2 separate regions of the Mus musculus genome follow, and region 1 is linked to region 2. The links are chromatin loops, found by intact Hi-C in ENCODE. Cell type or tissue: heart. All regions are shown on one strand.

What was found. Hi-C counts contacts between places; a loop is a spot of excess contacts. Peaks named below come from ENCODE experiments on the same cell type or tissue, not always from the same donor. Only the 100,000 strongest peaks of a DNase experiment are listed, where the experiment ranks them.
Region 1: it touches region 2 in a loop (2.7-fold over the local background); 3 of 42 quality-filtered maps call a loop at or near these places.

What each region holds. Positions count from the first base shown.
Region 1 is chr4:6,222,103-6,230,102 of GRCm38, reverse strand. No RefSeq gene overlaps it. Among named protein-coding and RNA genes, the nearest start is that of Ubxn2b, 35 kb to the right of the region's middle. In heart, a CTCF peak has its summit at 4,633 (motif pointing left); DNase peaks (open chromatin) are centred at 4,642, 6,832 and 7,282; H3K27ac peaks cover 449 bases.
Region 2 is chr4:6,361,972-6,369,971 of GRCm38, reverse strand. It overlaps Sdcbp (syndecan binding protein), which reads right to left and starts at 4,292. Exons shown (of 9, transcript NM_001098227.1): 1 at 4,213-4,292. In heart, no CTCF peak of the experiment used is centred here; DNase peaks (open chromatin) are centred at 4,031 and 4,301; H3K4me3 peaks cover 2,542 bases; H3K27ac peaks cover 1,468 bases.

The DNA.
Region 1 (8,000 bases), 140 kb after region 2:
TTTTCGTGAAGAGTAATAACTGAGATCAAAATTTGGTTTAAAACAGTAAACACCCAAACCCACCAAACTAAAATAAATTGTATTCCTAAGGTAAGTTTATTTTCTTTGTTTTATCATGAATTCCTCACATGAATTTAGCATGAATTCCTTATATTCTATAAGACACTCTAAGACCACTGAACACTGTGCTTTAAGGATATCATGTTCTTTCATAGGCATGTGTGGATGGTTTGGAAAGCATTAGGGTTTGGAAAATACTGTAGCGGTCCTGAACATTTTCACTGACTATATTTGTGAATGTTATTCTTTACCAGATATCTCACACATGTAACTAGACTAGTGTGTGTGTGTGTGTGTGTGTGTGTGAGAGAGAGAGAGAGAGAGAGAGAGAGAGAGAGAGAGAGAGAGAGAGAGAGAGACTAGGGATTGGACCTAGGACTGTGTATGCACTAAACAGGCACTTGAACATTAAAATACACTTCCTCTTTAAAATGTTTCCAGTAAGACCTGCCAAATTTTCTTATCAGAAAACTAACAAAGAAGAGAAGAACACAAGCTATATTTTCCTAAATTCACTTAGTACTTCTCAATGACTTGAGTCATTTCTCTATCTTTAAATCCATCTGAGCATCTTCAGGCACACATTGAGTACCTACTTTTGTGAAATAGAAGGAGAACTGAAGGACTGTGTTTCGATCTTCTATCTTTACTGAAATTGTATGTGTTTGAGATACACAATGTGACATATTGACAGACACACAAGACTGTAGTGATTACCACAGTGAAAGAAATTAGTGTATCATGTTACACATACTTTGTGGTGAAAACACTTGAGATCTGCTCAGCAGTTCTCAAACATACATTTAGTATTATATTGTTCTTCAGCGCTTATTCATCTTAGAACTCAGTCTGTGGAGATGAGTCAGTATCCCAGTCTGTAATGACATTTACACCCCGATCTGTAGTAACCGTTCTGTCATTACAGTGAGCTCATGTTTTTCCTTCCCACACTGCACCACGTAGTATTTGTCTTTGGCCTTAGGGTTATTTCCCTTAGCACAGCATCTCCCAGGCTTGACCATGTTATCACAAATGGCAAGGGTCCCTTCTTTTTAAAGGCTAATAGCCCTGTTATATGTATGCATCAGTCTAACTGTTAACCTCTTGTAGAACACTTAGGTTGATACTATCTTCTGTCTATTGTAAACATGCCGCATTAAACACAGGGATGAATATATTTCAAGACAGGGATGCTATTCCCTTTGGCTATATACTGAGTAATGGTGGCTGTGGAGCTGGACTTTTTTCTACAGTGGCTATACCAAATCACAGTGTCTGATAGCTGCATTCTGCAGATGAGAGAGTTGAAGCTTCAATGTTGATGGGAATGATTCATCTTGGTTATCTCCTTCACCAGGAAGAGATGTCTAGGGAACTGGTAAAGTATGTTCTTATTCCTGAGTACATCTGTGAGGGAATTTGTAGAGACAACTGGTATGTGGGTCAAGGAAGTGACCTACAGTCAGGGTGAGGCAGTATACAATAAACTAGAAGACTGGAATAAAAAGTGGCCTACTGCTTTCTGAGTAGGCATGTTTTCACTAGTACCATTGTCCACAGACAGCCGAGTTCAGACTCATTCTTTGACTCTTCAGGAGGCACCTGGACCTTCAGCATTGAACTATGGCTCAACCACTGGTTTCCATTATTCTCAGAATTCCTATTTCCATGAACGAGCAGCTACTATGTTCAGCAGCTTTCCAGGTTACAGAAAACGCCAGTAGTACTATTTAGCTTATGATTTTATAAGCTAGTTTAATAATGCTAAATGAGTATGTGCACACATGTGCATTTCCTGTTAGGCCTCTTTCTCTGATGGAGCCTAGTACATTGGTGGTATGAGGAATTTAGGATACTCAACTCCTATGCTAATCCCCACTCATTTTAGAATTCTGCCCCTCAAGTCTCTGTTATTGGACATGGTAATTATAAATTTGCACCAGCAACCAATATATTGGGAAAAGATCTTTACCAACCCTACATCTGATAGAGGGCTAATATCCAATATATACAAAGAACTCAAGAAGTTAGACTCCAGAGAACCAAATAACCCTATTTAAAAATGGATTAAAGAGCTAAACAAAGAATTCTCAACTGAGGAATCCCGAATGGCCAAGAAGCACCTAAAGAAATGTCATCAGGGAAATGCAAATCAAAACAACCCTGAGATTCCACCTCACACCAGGCAGAATGGCTAAGATTTAAAACTCAGGTGACAGTAGATGCTGGTGAGGATGTGGAGAAAGAGGAACACTCCTCCATTGTTGGTGGGATTACAAGCTGGTACAACTACTCAGTTTGGTGGTTCCTCAGAAAATTGGACTACCTGAGGACCCAGCAATACCACTTCTGTATACCCAGAAGATGCTCCAACATGTAATAAAAACAGATGGTCCACTATGCTCATAGCAGCTTTACTTATAATAGCCAGCAGCCGGAAAGAACCTAGATGTCCCTCAACAGAAGATTAGATACAGAAAATGTGATACATTTACACAATGGATTACAACTCAGCTATTAAAAACAATGACTTCATGAAATTCTTAGGCAAATTCATGGAACTAGAAAATACCATCCTGAGTGAGTAACTCAATCACAAGAGAACACACATGGTATATATTCACTGAGAAGTGGATATTAGTCCAGAAGCTGAGAATACCCACAAAACAATTCACAGATCACATGAAGCTCAAGAAGAAGGAAGACCAAAGTGTGGATATTTTGGTCCTTCTGAGAAGGGGGAACTAAATACCCATGGGAGGAGTTAGTTACAGAGACAAAGTGTGGAGCAGAGTGCGGGAAGCTGGTACGGCCGCATGGGCCTAGATGGCACCCTGGCCCATTGCCAGGCCCCGAGAACCCCACATGTTTACTGCCTTGACCGAGCATGCGCAGTGAAAACGCATGCGTGAGCTGCCTGCCAGGTTGGATTGTTCCTCGTGATCCGGACGTGTCAGCCTATCGGTGACCGACCTGAGCTCATGCCTGGAGCGTGTGTGATTTCTGATTGGATGAGGTGGGGTGGAGCGAGATGAGGTCAGTCGGGGTGAGTATAAGAAGGTTGTTGTTGTTGTTGCTGCCCTTGCCTAAGTGGAGAGGTTGTTGTAAGTAAAGCTGCAAGAAGGAGTAGAAGAAGCTGCTGGGGAAGAGAGCTGTAGGAGAAAAGGCCACAAGTAAAGAAGCTGCTGCGTGAACCTGCCTTGGCGTCCGTGTCGTTCTTGTCTCTGCGGAAGAAAGGACTGCGACAGCAGAGACTGAAGGAAAGGCTATCCAGAGACTGTCCGACCTAATCTATCCCATATACAACCACCAAACCCAGACACTATTGTGGACGCCAGGAAGTGCATGCTGACAGGAGTCTGATATAGCTGTCTGCTGAAAGGCTCCACCAGTGCCTGACAAATACAGATGTGGATGCTTTCAGCCAACCATTGGACTGAGCACAGGGTCCCCAATGGAGGAGCTAGAGAAAGTATCCAATGAGCTGAAGAGGTTTGCAGCCCTATAGGAGAAACAACAATATGAACCAACTAGTACCCCCAGAGTTCCCAAGGACTAAACCACTAACCAAAGAGTGCACATGGAGGGACCCATGGTTCTAGCCTCATATGTAGCAGAGGATGGCCTTGTCTGTCAGCCATCAATGGGAGGAGAGGCCCTTGGGCCTGTGAAGGTTCTTTGCCCCAGTGTAGGGGGAAAGCCAGGGCCAGAAAGTGGGAGTAGGTGGGTTGGTGATCAGGGTGAGATGGGGGAAGATAGGAGATTTTTTTTTTTTTAAAGATTTATTTTATTATTATATGTAAATACACTGTAGTCTGTAGACACTCCAGAAGAGGGCATCAGATCTTGTTGAGGATGGTTGTGAGCCACCATGTGGTTGCTGGGATTTGAACTTTGGACCTTTGGAAGAGCAGTCGGGTGCTCTTACCCACTGAGCCATCTCACCAGCCCCCGATAGGAGATTTTTGGAGGGAAACCAGGAAAGGAGATAACATTTGAAATGTAAATAAAGAAAATATCTAATAAAAAATTTGCCTCATTAGTTTCGAGAGATACAGATCAAAGTAATTGACTTTGGTAAGAATTGATGACTGCAAAGGTATAGGAAAACCAAGAAGTGAAATTCAAGAAACAGAATATAGGCAAGCAAATAGGAATGGAAGCAATGTGAATTTTAAAAAGGAAAGACTACTACATTTTATGTTGATGCATTCAAATGGATACTGTACTAAGGAAAGTAAACACAGTGAGGCAAGCCACATGATTTACATACAGGAAGAAACTTTGTAAGTAATTCACTCAAGTGATGTTTACATCGAAAAGCACAGGGCCTACTGAAGTGATAGCACCAATGTGTTTATAAACTATTATCACACTACTGAAATGTTAATCACATTAGGCTATCACATCTGTAGGGGGGACAGACAGTGCAGGTCACAAATGGCATTGCTAAATGATTATTTGTGTCTGGGTTAATCCTGGTAACTAACAAGTACTTTTGATCCCATTATAGCAAAGGCAATGAGACTGATGAAATTCTTTCCTAGTGTCTGCTCGCCCCCTGGTGGAGAAAATCAGTAACTACATGCTCACAATGCTTTGCCCTCAGCAGTAAGGAACACGGGCTGAGAATACCAGGACCCTTGGCCCGAAGGATTCATTTCCAGGTGCTGTTGAAAACTGTGACCATTGCTTCACTAATTGTTACCTCACATAGCCCCTCCCCTACACATATCGACAGTAGAGATGCAGGGTTTTTGCCTATTGTCACATGTCGTGTTTTTGGAAGAAGTGAAATACAGTAAAACAACTTTTGAAAAATGTGCATGTGTGTGCTGGCATGCTTGAATGTGGAGATCAGTGGGCAAGCTCAACGCTGGCCTCATCTTGTTTGAGACAGGGTCTCTTTGTTGTTCATGGCTATGTAGTCCAGGCTAGCTATGAAGTCCTGTGAGCTTCAGAAATTCTCCATCTTAGCCCTCCAATTGCAGAAGTTGCAAGTGACCTTGTGCAGCTTTAGGTAGGTGAGTTTTAGAGAGAGAGAAACAGTACATTGAACTGGGTGAGTAGTTACCATATCTGCTTACACAGAATATAATCTACAAAATCAAGTTTGGCAACTTCAGCCACACACCGAGCTTAAGCCTGGACTGGACTATATTCACATACATGCATGCATTTATGCACACAAAAGATGGGGGCTCCCAACATACAGCACGGAACTTTGGTATGTAAAGAACTTCAAAGGGAACTGTAAGGTCCAAGAAGCGACCTAAGCTAAGTGTCTGGCTCCTGCCTCACCAGTCCTCCTGATGTGACTTATTAAAACTGGATGTCCTCTTCTTCAAAATGATAAGACTTGAAGTCTTCTCCGGACAGCAAGCAGTCTCCTTTCTCCTTCCAGCTCTGGTTCCAGAGGCCCCTGGATTATGCACGGAGAGTCCCCTGAGCCCTCAGGCCTTGCTATGGCCATTCATTCAATTACAGCTGTCCACTCCTCAAAGGACCTAAGCATAAAGCTTTCCATGGGGCTTGGGTCTTCGTATTTACAGGCAACTGGTACATAAAACATGCAGTGAGCATGCACACACCTTTGCCTTTGGCCTTAGGAGACAGATGTGAGACTTGTGTAGCGGATAACTCCTCGTTCCATCTCCAATTACCCCAAATGGTAGAGCAATGGAAGACAAACCACAGCCATGATGGCGGGATTGCTGACTTCATCATTGCTGATTTCTGGAAGTCAGTTAGCATTTCTCCCATGAAAATCTTGTTTGTTCCTCTCACCTTTCAGTGACCTCAGAATGGCTATATGAAATAATGCATGGAAAAAAGGATTTTAAGTTACTATTATTTGTAGATATATCTCATTTAAAAATCCAATGTCCTTTGTGCTTTTAGCATGAACTGATTTGCATAATTGAGCCATTCAGAATATAATCAATGATAATGTCTAGAGATTCATCCAATTATCAAGCATTTGGCAGCTGAACAGGCTCCAATGTGAGTCTAATTTTATATGTGAAACATTCTTGACAGAGGGCATGTTTGTAATACAGCTTTGTAACCCTCAGTGAGAGCTTATAACAACCAACTACGCTCTGCCTTGTCCATGTTGTTGGCACAGCTCTGACTACACCAGGCTCCTCCCCCTACTCCTTTTAGAATGGAGAACTTACTGTCCCAAGCAAAATTCCCAGGAATCTAAAAGCCTAGGGAAGCCATATTTAGAAGCATATGAAGGGCTTGTGATACAGACCGGTCACAGAGCAAATACCCAGCCAGCACGTACCTGGCTTGAGTTTAATTACCAGTTCTGAAAACAACAGAAAACAGGGCACCCAAAATGCTTTAAATAGGCAGAAAAATGAGTGGAAGTGAAGGCTTCTAAGTTGGAGAACTTCCACGTGTTTGGACATGAACAGAGCAAAGGCAGGAATCAACTATTATTTGCAGAATAAAGAATGAATAACCATGCTTTTCCATATATTTAAATGCCATTATCCAATGAAATCTTAGCTTTCCATAATCACTTATAAAAGTGAAATTGAGACTTACTTGCATATATGAAATAAAAAAGCATAAATAAACTTCTAGAAATGTACATATCTCATTATTTTCAGATAGATTAAGATGGGTTCTCCTTATTAAAAACTACCATTTTAGGAGAAGTGAAAAATAACTTGTGACTTGTCTGGCAGCCCTTTGCAACTGGGTGCAAGCCAAACTTATCTCATAGCCAATATCACCAAGGAATAGGCACAACAACCTGGAGTTGCGTCAGTATGCTGCCGTCTTCCTTACACCAAAACCAGATTAAACAAAAATAAGAACAGGAAGAGCCCCAGATGCCTGGGAGGGAATACAGCTGTGCTAAGAGTGACTTACTTCATGGACTGCACAGACAATGCTTCTTGCTATCAGGAGCTTTAGGGCTGGGTTTTGTCAAGTATAATTAAAATCCATGTATGTAAGTAAAAATGAATCTGTTGAGTTTATTATTTTGGGATATCAAAATGTAGACTTCCACCACATCTTTCTCAAAATAATTCCAAGAACACTGAAACACATGCATGTTTGCGGAGTTTCTTATGTGCTTATAAAGGTTATTTGGAAATCCGTAACTACAGGCCATTTCTGCTGCCTCTGCTTGCGTGGGAGATTGCACAATGGAGTATAGTCAGAGAACAAGAACAATATATCATGAAAGTGAGACATCTTTAGAGGTGCAGCCAATTTAGAGCTGGGCCAAAATCAACAGCTCCTCATGCTGGATTATGCAAGATGTCTGCTGCCCTGTTGTTAAGTCTCTATTATCATTTGCTCTTCTGACGCTTCTTAATCTAAAAGATTATTAAATATATTTTAATGGACACTCAATTTACTAGTTATATTTTCTGAACTGCTCTTTCACATTTTAGGGGCATCGGTAGCCATGTGAAATTAATGAAAAGTGAGTAGATATTATGTTAGCACCGAGGTCTGTATAAAGATACAAACTTATTTCAGACTACATGACCGTGACCTTATGGTTGCTTTTGAGCAAACAAATAGAAACCATTCAGCAGGTTGAAAACTTTCCACTGGATCTGGCTGCGGAGAGCAGAGCTCAGTTCATCAGCAGAACGTTTTAAATAACGGATCACCAAGGAGAACAAAGACAAGGAAGTGCAGATGGAAAATTCCATGGGAACATCACGGTTGCACGTTCCTCTCCTTGAAGGGGAATGTCTGTTGTACAGACCATTTCCCTCTCCCCTGAGTGTACCAGAGGTCAGAGTTACTCTCAGACACAGGACTCTTAGTAGGATCTCCCTTATTGTCACACTTCTGCAATCAGCGCACACAGACAGGGACTCAGAAAACATCTCCTGCTGTTAGTTCCCCAGGAAGGAGTTCCTTGGGTGTTTCCAGCCATTACCAAGGACAGCCACTGGGCA
Region 2 (8,000 bases):
AAGTGTCAGAAGTATTTAGCTCTTTTTTGCAGAACTATGACTACTCTTGACTCTTTATAATAACCAATGCCAATTACAAGATAATACCAGGGAAGAGTTCTCATGTTAATCCTTTAGAACTCCTATTAAAGCACAGAATTCTGCTGCCAGGTCTTCTATTCAGGAGTGATGGCATGATGCATCACCCAGTGCTCCTGAAATCAAAGCAGCCCCAGAAGTCCTTGCCATCTGTGGGGTCTGCCTGCAACCTCCTGCTCTGTGCTCATCTTATCCCTTGGAAAGAACCCATCCTTTCAGCAATCAGCCCTTCAGGCATGTGTGGCCTACCCCAGACTGGTCGAAACCATAACACTCTGCCATGGCATATGAAGAACCCTGAACCCATGGGAACAGTAAGGCCTTAGAAGATAACTCCCCAAAGACTTTCTGTTAAGAAGATTCTTTTTCTCCTAATAATTTGGGCAATACCAGAGTCTCCTCACAAAACATGAAGACAACAACAACAACAAAGAAAGACTACAAAAAATATTATCTCCAGATAATATTTGGTGCCTTCTAGAAAGGACGGTTACTTCAGGTGGGAAACCTGAGAGTGATGCTCTATCACTACCAACTGCTCTGCTGTTGTTCGGAGCAATCCTATTATCCCTGTAGACATGGTTTGGAAAAACCAAGCGTCTGATGAAGTAACTTCTAGATTAGTAAGAACTTTCTATCTGTCCCCCAACACCCTCAGAGCAATATATGTCACTTAGGCCCACACAAAAATTGAAATAAGGGAAGTGATATTTTGGAAGAACTAGGATTTGGTTTTTGCGGCTACTGCTGCTGCTGAGTCTAATAAGAAAGCCAAAATTCTGCTCTTTCAGCCACAGCTGCAGAGAAGAAAGCTAAGGAGAAAGGTGGTGCAGGTGAGACCAGCTGGTGAATTCTAGGTCTAACATGAAGAACCCGATCATATACACTGGGAGGTTTTGGATGGAATCCTTCTAAGCAAAATTCTTCAAGCCTGAGAACCAGTGAGTAAACAACTTAGTTCTTTTAGTTGGAGAAACAAATCCCGTAGTCAGCAGGAAGAGCTCTGTCCTGCAGCACTTCCAGAAAAGTCCCAGCCATCCTCTCTCACTAAGATGGTACGGGTTTTTTTTAACAACTTTTATTTGTATTCCAAATTTCCTGTGCATCATTTGTAGAGGCCAACTGTAGATAAATAAGAGAGATGACCAGAAGGAACTAGTAATGTAGGCACTTTTAAAAATCAACTGCACCAATTATTCTATTTAATGTTTATAAGCCTAAGTGAAAATTCTCTTTAAATAAGAACAATAATGGGTACTCCCTCACCATAATCCTAAGCCACTCAAGTTATTAAAGATACTGTATTTGACCACAGAAATAAAAAAAATTAACGAAAAGTATTGACATAACTCATTGATCGTTGTGATCTGGAATTAGTATTGTGTTTTAATGACCCAAATACAAGAAAAATCAAAAGCAATGATGTGCTGGAACAAAGATAATAGTTGAAATCTTCACAATGGTTAAAAGATAGGACCACATATTCTAATTGGGGAAATTAGCGCAAGTCAAATATGTGGCCCATTTCAACTATGTATAATCAAACCCAAATACTTTGGAATGGCTTAGTTTTCCTTCGTTGAAATCACTCTTAAAATTTCCGGTAATGTTCCACTGTGGAACTTTTCACTTCAGACAACTAAATACAAATAATTTAAAAGCATAAATAAGAAAAAGTGTTGTGTTGAATTCAAATAAAATAATAAGGACCTTGGTTGTCCAGAGGGACAAAAGACAATCCTTGTAGTTCATATAATGTGTCAAAGAACATACCTGAATCAATCCTAACAGAAATTCTGTGACCACATGGAATGAACACACCACACACACACACACACACACACACACAGTGAAAGAGAACTCACTTAGGTCAGGTCCCAAGAGAAGTATTTGACTTTAGCTAATCTTCAGATAAAAACTACCTCAGGCATAAAAAAAAAAAAGTTCCCAGGAGTGGGGGCAACGACTGGACTGTAAAAAAATAAATAAACCAAACATCCCAGGGGCTTCTGATGATCAGCCACTGAGACCTGCGCCCATATGTGTCACAGGTTAGTATAGGGTCTATAGAGGGGAAGCGGTTACCCTTCATTACAGCTGTAAGAGGAGCTGGAGCTGTTGTGATCTGTTGTGATGTGACAGGAGTCTTGCAGGGGGAGAGCCTTCAGCTCGGAAACGTGGAAGGAGGTTCTGCTTATTCTCCGTCAGGAGTGGGGCCCAGGAAGGTTCAGACCATGTACACTAGTAGGGCACACTAAGAAGGTGACAAAGTTAAAACTGTAGAGTTGTTGTGAGTCTGGGCCCCAGGGGCCTAGGTTCCTGGCAGGTCTGTATGCAGGAGCTCCAAGGAACACATGCTGTTCAGTTCCCAGCACCCATTCTTGGGGCAACTGACAAAACCACTAATTCAACCCCACAGGCACGCTGACTCTGGCCTCTCCACTCCCTGCACTCCCCATCCCACTCCCACGTATGTACACACACACATACACACACACACACACACACCATTTTTTAAAAAGCTAGCGGAAAGAAACTATCATTTTTTAAATATAGTTGTTCAAAGCCTTTTACAATTTTAAGAAAGTTAAGTATAAGAGGAGTAACTCCTACAATTTAGACATCTGCTCCAATTATAACTCCAGACACAGTAAGACCGCTTCATGTCTTTAGTTGACATGTACTTGCAAAGGGTGACAATCATACCTACTAGCTTGGTCACAGTGACACTGACCAAAACACAGCCAAACTTAACCATAACTGAAAGTTATAATCCAAAATGTTATTACTAACTGGAAAAACAGACACATACAGCAGAAAATCATGCCTTCCTCAGTGTTAAACTGAGGGAAACATATTTACATGTCTGACCATAGAGGCACTATCTGAACCAGTACCTAAGACCGTAAAAGAACTGGCCTGCCAGAGGAAATATGGCTGGCTGGTGGGCACAACCAAAGCCTATGCCAAGCACAGGGGAGGTTTTATACTGTATGCTCTACATTTTAAATGCTTAAAATTTTGAGCCATATGTTTACTAATTACATCCTTAAAAGCTAAAATTTTCAGTAAGTGTTGCAACATTTGGCAATTAATAAGTACAAGGAGAACGATTATTAAATGTATAAGTATTTTAAAGTGTGTGGGTGTCTTTTACAGTCTCTGGATGTTTACTACCTAAGAGAAAGTGGCAAAAATGGGGGGAAGTCGGTGAGCCGTGCTCATTTTAAAGGGCTGCTTAATTCAAAAGTGCATCAAAATCTTAATCAGCCCTTTCTTGTTCATGATTTTTAAATCCTCTTTAATAGATCCAGCACAGCTAAAATCTGCTTCCAAAGTTAAGTGACTCTGGCTATAATGGAGTAATTGTTTACTGAGCCTTCTCGTCATTCCATTTCCTTATTTCCTGGTGCAAGTCATCTGATCAGTAATACTTACGTACCACTTAAGACCTACCAGTTTAAGGACCTAAGTTGTTAACAGGATGAAAAGGCATATTTTCTGCTTTGTCCTATCCTCACATCGGGAAAATGAGAGTACAAATCTGCTGAACTATATCACCTTGACATTTCAAAAGTAAGACAATTGACCAGGGCAGCAGCTATTTTCAATATAACTTTCGTTCTTAAACATTTGTTCTCGGTGTAAAGCGTGCGTGTTAAGAATTTAAAACTCTACACTTTCTAAGTAATTTACCTAATGGAAAACAAAACAAAACAAGAAAAAAAAAAGCTATGTGTCGAAGATAGGACGAATACAACAAACGATCCCACACACTCCACGGCTCCATAACTGCACTTCTGAAACTGGAAACTTTCCACGTCTGTACGCCTCCCTCCGCCCCGTATTAGAAGGAAATCCTCCAAGGAGATCTGAGTCACCAGACCTCCGGAGACCGTTCCTGGTGCACACACCCCGCTGCAAGCCCTGGCCCTCCCTGCCCCCTTCCAGAGCAGCGGCTCCGCAGCTAACCGTTGTCACCTCCGGTCCGTCGCGCCCTGCCAGCCGTCCGGAAGCCGCTGAGGACGCCACCGAGTGCGGGCGAGGACCCGGCCAGACCCACCCGGGGCCCGAAGCAGAGCGCCGGACCAGCTCCGAGACCTGCCGGGGCCCGGGACCCCCGCGGCCACTCACCTGCCCCGAGGACCGCGCCGCTCCTGCTGCCCGCTCCAGCTCCACACAACCGAACCTCGGGGCCCGCCCTGCGCGTCATCACCGCCCCCGCCTTCCGCCGCGCAGGCGCAGGCGCACGCGCCGTCCCCATGACAACGCGGCACAGCCCGAGCGACCACCAGCCCACCCTCCCTCTACGAAATCCTCCCAACTCCCGGCTCCAGCCTCGGTTCCCTGGCAGCCCCCGCCGCCTTTTACTACCCTTTGTTCCCAGAACGAATGCTCATTGGCTGCTGACTGTTACTCTCGGTGTTGAACACACACACACACACACACACACACCCTGAAATAAATAAAACCCACATTCTAATCTTAAAAACACGGACTATGTGCTTTCTGAGAGTTGATGGTGCTGATAGGGGAATCCAGATGTTTGGGGTGTACATGAATATGTGAAACTGACAATATCTACACCAGTCCATGGCTGAGGCCATTTCCTAGTAACAGTATATGACATCATTGGCATGCAAGCAATTGTCTATCTAAATTATTCATCATCACAGTCATTTGAAATTTTATCTCTGGTAAAACAATAAGCATTACATGACAAGAGGAATGAAAATGTGATGCTCCAGGGAGAATATGGCTTAACTGATGAACAACTTGTAAAACGAGTTACGGGATGGAAAAGGAAGAAATACAGTTCTATTCACAGCTGGCAAGATTATCTATGTAAACAAAGAGAAAATAAACACCAGTAAGCAGAATAAGCAGCTACAGCAAGGTTGCTACGATACACGGTTAATATACACACGAGTCAATTACTTTCCTATCTGCACGAAATGAGCAATTGGAATTGAATATTAAAAATATATCAAGATAAAATACTTAGCTACAAGCCTAGTTGAATGAATATCTGTGTGAAGGAAAACTCCTAATTAGAATTTCATGCTGTGGAAATAAATAGGTTGGAATGTCGAAAGTCCAGAGGAAGATCACCATATCTTGGGCTAAATCCTGGCCCTCCAGAACAGCCATTCCTTGTTTCCCTGTGTCTAAACTAACATCTTGTGACAATAAACAACAGGTCTTTAGAATCTATTGAATTAGCAGGCAACTAGCTTCTACCAATCCAAATGCTTAGAATGCCACCAGAAAACACCTTGCGTCTTACAGAAAGGTTCCCTGAACCTCACCCCCACTGCCTTGTCCTGCCTCTCTGAAGTAAGCGCCTATGTATTGTAAGCTTGCCTTGACTGATGACTTCCTCTGTCCTGTAAAATGGTGCACGCCTTTAATCCCAGCACTTGGGAGGCAGAAGCAGGCAGATTTCTGAGTTCGAGGCCAGCCTGGTCTACAGAGTGAGTTCCAGGACAGCCAGGGCTACACAAAGAAACCCTGTCTCAGAAAAACAAACAAAAACAAAAACAAAAACTATGAGAGCTACTTGAGGCTACTTGTTGGAACATAGAATTTGAAGTAACCTAAATCTGTGTTCCCAGGCCATGGTCACTCAAAATGGTTCCAAAATCAACTATCTCTTATCACCTTTAAGATGAGAGCTGCGGTTTCTTTGTGTTGACAGGGAGTTCTAAAGAAAATGAAAGATCTGAGTAAAGTGGGGGACGCCCACCTTTATACATAGGAAGAAAGATTTTATGGAGATGTCAGTTCTGCCCACCATCTATAGATCTCATCCAATCTCAGTCAAAATCCTATCAAGTCATAGATACCAACAAGCTGGTTCCACAGTTTGTGAGAAAAACAAAACACCAAGGCGGGCAAGATGGTTTAGTGGAGTGAAAGCATTTGCTGAAAAACAAACAAAAAAAACAAAAAATACTGTCAACCTGGAAAGAGAGAGCCAACTGGAGATGTTGTCCTCTGACTTCACATGTTTGTGCTGTGTGGCAGGAGAACTGTACACATATACATGGGCACACACACAAACAGTAAATAAACTAATCATAAAGGATGCTGAAGAAGATAAAATATGTAGCTTGAGGGTGTTTTACTGTGGCTACAAGAACAAATTACCAAAGGCTAGGTGGTTGGAGCAACGGAACAGGGAATACCTGTTATATCTTGAGTTACCTAAAGACTTTGGATCTAACAAGGACCCACCTCCTAATGTGCAGATAGCCAACTTCTCATTGCAACTAAAAGACAGGAGAGAAAAACAAGGGGCGATGAGGAAAGAAGAGGGGAAGAGGAAGGGAAGAAGGGCAGAGTTCATGAATCACACTACAGAGTGGGCTTCCTTGTAGGAACTAGAATTAGAGACACGAAAATTCTGTTCATAACAGCAGTAACTCAGTACAAAACTCCTTTGATGGTATAGCATAGTAATCAAGGGAGAGTAGAGATGACAGGCAATGAAGCAGAGAAATAGAATCAACAAATGCACCGAATAGATCTTGACAAAGAAGCAAAGTCACACAGCTGTGAGTTCGACCCCTCTGTATCATGAAGGAGAAGATGAAGAAGAAACAAACCTAACAGCAGCCATTTTACAAGCCTTTAATCTCAGCACTCAGGAGGCAGAGGCAGGAGTTCAAGGCCAACCTGGTCTACAAGTAAGATCCTGGACAGCTAAGGATTACATAGAGAGAGAGAGAAACCCTGTCTGAAAATAACTAAAAGCCGGGCAAAAGTTCTGAAAGATACAGATGGAGAGCAATTTGAAAAGAAATTCAGAATCCTGTAAAAGTAGGAGACTGCAAATTTAAAAATGAGACCACCATCCGCATCTATCAGAAAGCTAAAATTCAAAGCACTGGTAACACCGACTGCCAAGAAGAATGGTAAGACACTCATGAGCCCAGCCACTGGACAGCAGTGTAGAACTTCCTTACAAATCGAACTGTGGTTCTCTCATAGGAATGATGTTCAAGAAACATTAGCCGTGCTTCTGGGCACGTAGCTGAAAAGTTATGTTCGCAACACAACTGCCCATGAATATTTATATCAGAGTATTGATTATTACCAAAGCAGGTCACAAGATGTTCTTCAAGAGATAGAGAAAACGTTGGGGAAGGGTTCCATCGGTAAAGTGCTGCCTTGAAAGCACAAAGACCAGAGTCTCAGCCCCAGAACTCACAGCAAAAGAAACTTGGGGTGGTGGTACAAGATGGCAATCTCAGCACTAGGGTGGCAGAGGCAGCTGGGTTCTGGAGGTTTCCTGGCCTGTCATCTTAGCCTAGTCAGTGAGTTCCGGACATTAAGAGATACTATCTCAAGAAACAGAGTGGACAGTTGCCAGGCTGCGTGTCTGGCTCACTGTTAGAGTCCCAGGAGTGCTGCCCGCGTGCTGCTCAGGGTAAGCAGATACAGTGCGTAATGGAGATCCTCAGTTCGTGCTTTTCCCCAATGGGAAATAGCTGAACACTCAGGGCCTTTCTATTTCGGGTTAGCATGGAGAACTCCAGGGTTTCATGCTCCTTGACTTCCCTCAGATAGAGGCCAATGTGGGGGACAAGATCAGAACTGGAGAAAACCTGCACCAAGCTCAGAGCCTTAGAAATTAATTAGCAGAGTTTTCCTACAGACAGTATCTGAGGAAGGATATGGTACCCATGGTTGACCTTTAAGCTTCCCATGCATGGATGCAAACGTGCATGTGCAGCTGCATACACAGGTGCCTGTGTGCACTCCTGTGTACATGTGCAAATGCATGCACACACAGACACACAGGGATACACAGACACATGTACACACACACACACACACACACACACACACACATGCCTAATGAGCTATAAAGCCACAAAAAGACATGAGAAAGGTCACTATATCAATATGTGGCTTCA